2 separate regions of the Homo sapiens genome follow, and region 1 is linked to region 2. A link is a contact called in ENCODE Hi-C or POLR2A ChIA-PET data. All regions are on one chromosome and are shown on one strand. The core of a region is the stretch at or near the end of the contact, and the rest is flanking DNA. Distances in the headings are between cores, read along the strand shown. Region 1 has its middle 23 kb from the start of AP4E1. Region 2 holds the start of SLC27A2 (solute carrier family 27 member 2).

Region 1 (3,571 bases), core at 310-2,809, 700 kb before region 2:
ATATTAAAAAAGAAAACACAGGAGAAAATCTTTATGACCTTGGGCTAGGCAGAGTTCTTAAATATGACATCAAAAGCACAGTTCACAAAAATAGCTGACAAATTGGATTTTATCAAAATTAAAACTTTTGGGTTTAAAAGACATCCATAATAAATTGAAAAGATGTAGACTGAAAGAAAATATTTATAACTGATGTATGTGATAAAGGGCTTATATCCAAAATATACAAAGAACTCATAACTTAGTAATAAGAAGACTAATAATCTAATTTTAAAATGAAGTAAACATTTGAATAGACATTTCACCAAAGAGGATATGTAAATGGCTAATAATCACTTGATAAAATGCGCAACATCATTAGTCATGAGGGAAGTGCAAGTCAAAACCACAATAAGATAGCATTAACACACCCACTAAGCTATAACCAAAAAGTCAGACAATACCTAGTGATGGAGGAGTTATGGGAAAACCTTCACATATTGCTGATGAGAATATAAAATAGAACAGCCACATTGTGAAATTGTTTGGCAGTTTCTTAAAAAGCTAAATAGATTTGCCATACAACTCAGCGATTCTACTAAGTATCTACCCAAGAGAAATGAAAACATATATTCATGCAAACACTTGTATAGAAATGTTCATAGCAACATCATTCATAATAGCCAAAAACTGGAGACAACCCAAATGTTCATCAACTGATGAATGAATAAACAAAATGTAGTTTATCTATATACAATGGACTATTATTCAGCCATAAAAAGGAATGAAGTACTGACACATGCTACAACATGGGTGAACTTTGAAAACATTATGCTAAGTGAAAGAAGCCAGTCACAAAAAACTGTATAGTGTATGATTTCATTTATATGAAATGACCAGGAAAGGAAAATTTTTAGAGACAGAAAGCAGATCAGTAGTTGTCTGAAACTGAAGGTAACAAGTGAGGATTGACTGCAAATTCTCTTTTTGTTTGTTTGTTTTGTTTCTTTTTTTTTTGACTGCACATTCTCACAAGTAATTTTCTGGGTGTTAGAAATGTTCTAAAACTGGATTGTGACAGTGGTTGCACAAAGCTATCAATTTACTAAAAATTATTCACTGTACACTTATAATGGGTGAAGTCTTATGGTACATAAAATATATTTCAATAAAACTAAGAAAAAGTCTCATGAATTTCAGAAATGCTAATTTATTATTGATTGACAGCTTGCTACAGGATCTTTCTGGGGCTTAGTGACTAGAGATGCATGCAGAATTAGAAAGATAAAATAATTTGTTTAGAAAAATTAGTAGATTGAGAAGGGTTTGGTGGTGGTCAGAGAAAAACCTTGGGAATGGCAAAAAGTTAGGAAACTCTCCAGGCTGAGAAAGGCCTAGAAAAAGAGACACTGGGTGGTGTTCTGGGGACTGCAGCAGTGGGGATTTAGGCAACTTTGTATACAGTTCCACTCTCATGCCCAAGGGGGCGCCAGAGCAGCAAGCCTCAGTCGTGACTGTGGACGTTCCTAGCCCCTAATGCTGGGTCACGGTACTGCGTTCATTCAAAACCTGACCCAGGTTTTTTAGAGACGAGGACTCTCCATTTTGTTTTATTATCTTTCTTGAGAGGCGGAGGGAATTTGCCTGAAGGTGGATTCCTTTTTTTTTTTTTTTTTTTGAGACGGAGTCTCACTCTGTCGCCAGGCTAGAGTGCTGTGGCGCAATCTCGGCTCACTGCAACCTCCAACTCCCTGGTTCAAGGGATTCTCCTGCCTCCACCTCCCAAGTAGCTGGGATTACAAGCATGCGCCACCATGCCCGGCTAATTTTTGTATTTTTAGTAGAGATGCGGTTTCACTGTGTTGGCCAGGATGGTCTCGATCTCCTGACCTCGTGATCCGCCCGCTTCGGCCTCCCAAAGTGCTGGGATTACAGGCATGAGCCACCACGCCCGGCCGGTGGCTTCCTTTTAAGTCTGAAAATGCAGCAGGAAGAGCCAAGTGAGGCCCTGTGACTCTCTATGGAGAGAGGCAGTGGTTACAGCCCAAAGAGCCCTAAGAAGAGCTTTTTCAGAATGACACATACTAGTTTCTTCCCCTCCTTTCATGACTCAGGTCCACATTTCACACAGACTTTTGCCTGTGCCAGACTTGCCTCTGCCTTGACCGCTAGCCAGCAGACTGTGTCCACAGTGTTTTCCCGCTCCTGCTACCCGGTCTGAATCAGCCTGGTAAAAACATTAGCTGGAAGATATCTGTTTACTGGGTAAATTCCTCTACAACAAATACCTTTGCAATGAAAATCTCTATTTAACCAAAAGTTCTCCACAGCCCAGTTTATGTCTAACCTAGTGCAAGCAGTAATCCATGAAATAAAACTCTACTCCATACCACATATTTAGACAGTCAAGTTGAGCTACTTGTAAAGAGATTTGACCTGTAATACTTTTATTTTCCCCGAGGAGCTGGAAATATAAGTAGAGGTAAAAACAGAGTCCCCTTTGCACTTGGAGAGTATTTTCCCACATGCACTCATTTTAAAAATCCAGTTCCCAGGAAATCTTTGTAAGGACTTTTCTCAATAGTCTACCAGATCCAGGACAAGGAAGAAAGATAGGCTCCAGATTGGATAAGCAGAGACCTTCCCAGAAGGAAACAATGGGAATTTAATATTCAAGCAGGCCCTGATCCAGAGCATTATGGGAACTGACCAAGGGATCAAAAATGAATCAAGTTAAAAAGAAACTAAATAACATTCCAAAGAAGTGATAGTACTGTTGAAGCCTGAGGCTATACTCCACCGCGCCCAGCCCTGTACTAATATACTAACGAGAATCAAAACTTCAAAAACTACGTAGATCATATGACAGAATTAATTGCATCAGTAGTCCTTCTATACTGCTAAGAGCAAGGTGTTACATACAGATGATGCTCCTTGATTTACAGTAGGGTTACATCCCAAAAAACTCATCATAAGTTGAAAATATCATAAGCGGAAAATGTATTTAATACACCTAGCCTACTGAACATCATAGACTAGCCTACCTTAAAAGTCTCAGATCACTTATGTTAGCCTAGAGTTATTTTATATTAAGGCGTTGAATATCTCATGCAATTTATTGAATACTGTACTGAAAGTAAAACAAAATGGTTGTATGGGTGCTCAAGGTATGGTTTCTACTGAATGCATATCACTTTGCACCTGGTAGAGTCGAAAAATTTTAAGTTGGGGACCATCTGTACTGCTAAGAGCAGTGTTGTTGGGGAAGCCATTTTCTCCCTCTCCCAGGTCCATAAAATAGAAACTTCCACTTCAGAAGAATTGTGAAGACAGCATTTAGCTTCCTGCTATTTCCCCTCTCAGTTCTCCCCAAGGAAGGAGTGACTCATCTGACTGAACCACTGAGGAAGGAACTGAGCATGCTCAGCCCTTTTTGCAACCTTCTTGGACTAGCCTGCCCACTAGACAGGTGCATCCTCCCACCAACCCCACCGCTGAAGCATGTGCACCTCCCCACACACATACACTCCTGCCTCCCCAAAAAGTTCAGGAGTCAAGTACAGTCATGTATCACTTAAAGACAGGGATACGT
Region 2 (4,044 bases), core at 761-3,260:
GCCTGGGCAACATGGTGAAACCCTGTTTCTACCAAAAATAACAAAAAATTAGCTGGGCATGGTGGTGCATGCCTGTGGTCCCAGCTACTTGAGAGGCTGAGCTGGGAGGATCGCTTGAGCCTGGGAGGCAGAGGTTACAGTGAACTGAAATAGCGCCACTGCACTCCAGCCTGGGCAACAGAACGAGACTGTCAAAAAAAAAAAAAAAAAAGATGTAGGAAAGAGCATGGCTTCGAAGTTGGATAGAGCTAGGTTGGAATTTTAAGCCTCAGTTTTCTCAACTGTATAATGGTGGTGGTGGTGGTGGGGATAGTGATATGTTATCTCCCGGGGTAATAAAAGCATCTACTATAGGGCTTAGCACAGAAATGCATTCTAGAAAGCTGAGGCTCCTCGGCTCCCTCGACCCCTACCCTGTCACCCAGGTCTTTCAGCCCACTCCTGTGTAGGCCTCTTCTTACTGACTGAGAGAAGGAACCCTTGGTCCTTATTCAAGTGCAGAGACAAGCTCTCTGGGAGGGGAAAGCCATCAGCCCTGTGAGTAACAGGTTCTCTGTCACTTCCTGACCTTGTCATCACTTAAGTTACTGTTTCAAGTCTGGCTGAAATGTGGCAGGAGCTAACCACAGAACTGAAAGGGTCACTATTGTGATAGATGCAGTGGGGGCTCACAACGGTCCTGTAGCAGATCCCCAGTATCTTCTCCCTGGGGATCAGGTGGGGTCACCTTTGTTCTGCAGGGAGGGGACAGGATGCTAACAGCAGTTGAGAGCTGGAAGCAACATTGAAGCCTGCCTCATTAGAGAGGAGCAAACCAAGGGACAGAGAGGAGAAGTGACTTTCCCATGATCACACAGCCAGTCAAGCAGCAGAGGTGAGAAGAGCCCCTCTGGATCCACTAGAGTTCGCACTCAAGATCCTCTGCATTTTAATGCAGATGTTATAAGTATTGATTAAGAGCTTGGAATTTGGAGATAGATGGCTGGGCATGAGGCTTCACCTCTCAGGACCTCAGTGGTCTCATCTATAAAAGTCCTATAACAAAGCCTACCCATTGTGAGGATTAAAAACCACACTGCCTGTAGAGTGCTTAACACAGAACCTAGCACATTATCAGCTTCCACAACAGGTGGTCCTAAAAGATCATTATTTGCGATTCAAGGAAACACTGCCAACCTTTTTCTATACCTACAGTTCCGATCTGAACCTCCCTCTGCGAACCCCTTATGCCACGCTGTGGCTCGTCAGTCAAGGCGCCGAGAAGCCCTGGTGCCAGGGCAGGGCGATCCTCGGGGCTCACCTGGCGACACCAGCAGCACCTTCGCCCCGCAGCACTGGAAGCAGTGCAGCAGGGACTTCGCGCGGATGTTGTAATTGAGGCACGCCATGGCACAGCCCAGCTTCACCAGCCCCAGCCACAGCCACACGTAGGCCGGCTCGTTACCCATAAGGAGCGCCACGCAGTCTCCCTGGCGCAGGCCGAGGTGGTCGTGCAGCGCCCGGGCCACTTGATTGCTGCGCCGGTCCACCTGCGCGTAGGTGAGAGTCTCGTCGCGGAAGAGCAGAAAAGGCTTGTGTGGCGTCTGGCGCGCTTTCTCCAGGAACGCCCGCAGGATGGTGCGCGCCGGCCGCCGCTTCCCGTAGCTGCGCACCCTCCGGCCCACGGCGGCCACCTTCAAGAAGTAGCCTATGTCCTGGAAGAAGTATGGGCAGCAGAGGTTCACCAGGAGCGGCAGGAACAGCAGTCCCGCCAGGACTGTGTAGATGGCGGAAAGCATGACGGCTGCGGGGCCCTCTGTCCCAGCGAGGGCAGAGGGTTCACCCCGGGCGTGCAGCGCGGCGACTGGGCGGGCTCCGGGCGGACTGGCGGGCTGCGCCGGGGCGCACGCGGCGGGACGCCGGGCTCGCGTGAGATGAAGGGGAAGACAGAGCTCCTCCGCTGCAGGTACCGCCGCGGGCTCCGGAGCAGGTGTAGTCGTATGCGCGTTGCCGGGGGTTCCGGGCAGGACTGGCCGGCTGAGCCCGCCCCCTTGTGGGGGGCAGCCACCTGCTCTCCCGGCCCTCCCACGCGGTCCTCCCGGGGCTGGGCAGGCTGCCCTGCGGCTCACCAGGAGCCTCGGCCACTTCCCAGCTCGAGTCTGGAGGTCTGGGGTCAAGTCTGGACCTCCTCGCGTTGTGACCGAAGTACTTTACCTCTAGGAGCCACGGTTTCTTTAAATGGTGATGAGACGCGCTTAGCGGACGTTGGGAATATTAAAGGAGATATTGCAGGCGTGGGGCTATTATTTGTTACCACTAATAGAATGGCTTATGGAGATGACACTGTTATTACCGATAAAGTGCCTTATAAATGTCAGACAGTCCTATTATTTATTAATAGCGGGTACCAGGTGCCACTGCCAAACCAGAATCTCATCTCTCCTTCCTGGTCCCAAGGGCTTTCCGCCTGGTCTCTCTTTGTTTCTCAGATTTGCTTCCCAGCCCGACTGCCAGGCGGTCTCCTGTAGCGAAGGCTTCAAGGTTGAACAGAAATGCCTGTGGCAGTCACGTCCAGCTCATCCCAAGCCCTGCCAGGTGAGTGAGGGCAGGACACTCTAACCTAGTCGGCCCTGCCTGGTCGGGGGAGTCCTGATTTCGTGAAGAGCAGTGCTACACCGCACCACCTGAAATCAAGCTTTGACATTATTTTACGATTTTGTTCTGTTAAGTGATCCTGCTGTTCCCTCATGTTGAAAGTTGTCAAGTGTTGTCAGCACAGTTCACACATTTAATAAGTGGCTCTGTCAGAGAATAGTATAGTACAGAGGACATTGAGTAAGTGGTATTGGCATGACTCAAAAACCATTTCTTTTAGAGGAAATGTGAACCTTTCTTTTAATTTGCCTTAGTGCTACTTCTGTACGAAGTGAATGCTCACTACTTGCCACTGAGGAGGGTCAGGATCTAAGTAGTGTTTTATTTTCATCCTCTACTGTCCTCCTGTGTTCCTCTATCTTAATTTGATACGATAAATACAGATAATGCTTATTCCTCCCAGACACGCTGCTAGGAGCTTCCCTATGTTACATTTTGGGAGCCTGAGTTATTTTATACAGGTGGCACTTTCATGCTCATTTACAGACAAGAAAGGGAAGCTTAGGTGAATTGAGACAGCCGGTAAGTAATTCGTGGGTTTTGGAAATGGTATCTGTTTGGTCCCGGGGAACCAACTCTTAGCTTATTCTTAGTAACTATACTATGCTGTCCTCCTATTCTCTAGGTTTCTGTCCATGTCCTCTTTTTTTTTCGGTGTGTGTAAAACACACAAAAATGTTTCACATTCCCTCCAGGCCACCCCCTGCCGTTTTTTAGCCTCCTTTTCGTATCCCTAGTAACTGCGCAAGCAACCTTTCCCTTTTCCTGACTTTTTCATTTCTGATCCAGCTACCTGGTTGCATCATTTCCCTGGGGATGAGCTGGGGGCCTTCATCATCCCTGAGGAGAAAGCAGTAGAATTAACCAAAGTGAGGGCCCGACAGAAACCATTCTCATGTGCACTTCTTTCATGGTGAAGCTCAGAGCCAGCCCTTCCTTTTTCATCCCAATGCCACCCTCGTCCCTTGATGGCTAATCGCTTCTGTGTAGCCACCTGCACCCCTCTTCTCTTTTCCTTGAACAGCTACTGTCTACCCAGAGTGCTAGATTACCACAAGGGTCCACTTTTTCCCCTCTTATTCTGAGGATCACTTTAACCTCAGTTACAAGTAAAAGAAAACAAGACCCAAGCTAGCTGAAGCAGAAACAGGAATTTAAGTAGTAACTGGAGAGTCCGGGGCTAAGACATCAAGGATTTTAAATGCTGACACCTGGATCTAGTTTTGCTTTCACTATTTCTCCTCTGCACCTCCTCTGTTCTCATTCAGGCTCTCTGGTTTTTGTCCAAAGATGGCTGCCAACAGCCCTTAGGGGTACATGCTTTCTGGCTCAACTTCAGAGAGAAGTACAGGAATCTTTTTCTTAGGAGTTCTCATAAAAAAAAAAATCCCTGACTGGATTATGCGCCCA

The links. Hi-C counts contacts between places; a loop is a spot of excess contacts on that map. ChIA-PET counts read pairs that join two places held with the same protein, here RNA polymerase II (POLR2A). Pooled maps may share reads with other maps.
Region 1: a loop to region 2 is called in a pooled map, with 6 times the contacts of the local background. The contact joins the enhancer-like site here to the promoter of SLC27A2 in region 2. A Hi-C loop is called at or near these places in 1 of 37 single-sample maps with no recorded cell type and 9 of 50 pooled maps. POLR2A ChIA-PET finds 5 or more read pairs at or near these places in 1 of 52 experiments (activated naive CD4-positive, alpha-beta T cell).

What each region holds. Positions count from the first base shown.
Region 1 is chr15:50,883,944-50,887,514 of GRCh38, reverse strand. No RefSeq gene overlaps it. Among named protein-coding and RNA genes, the nearest start is that of AP4E1, 23 kb to the left of the region's middle. RefSeq lists an enhancer at 3,129-3,248. Within about 2 kb of position 1,559, at least 26 of the 41 ENCODE cell types and tissues checked have a DNase peak (open chromatin) inside an H3K27ac peak, as active enhancers do.
Region 2 is chr15:50,180,162-50,184,205 of GRCh38, reverse strand. It overlaps SLC27A2 (solute carrier family 27 member 2), which reads right to left and starts at 2,010. Exons shown (of 10, transcript NM_003645.4): 1 at 1,301-2,010. The coding sequence starts at 1,778. It also overlaps a transcript of ATP8B4 not described here. RefSeq lists silencers at 1,409-1,508, 1,779-2,118.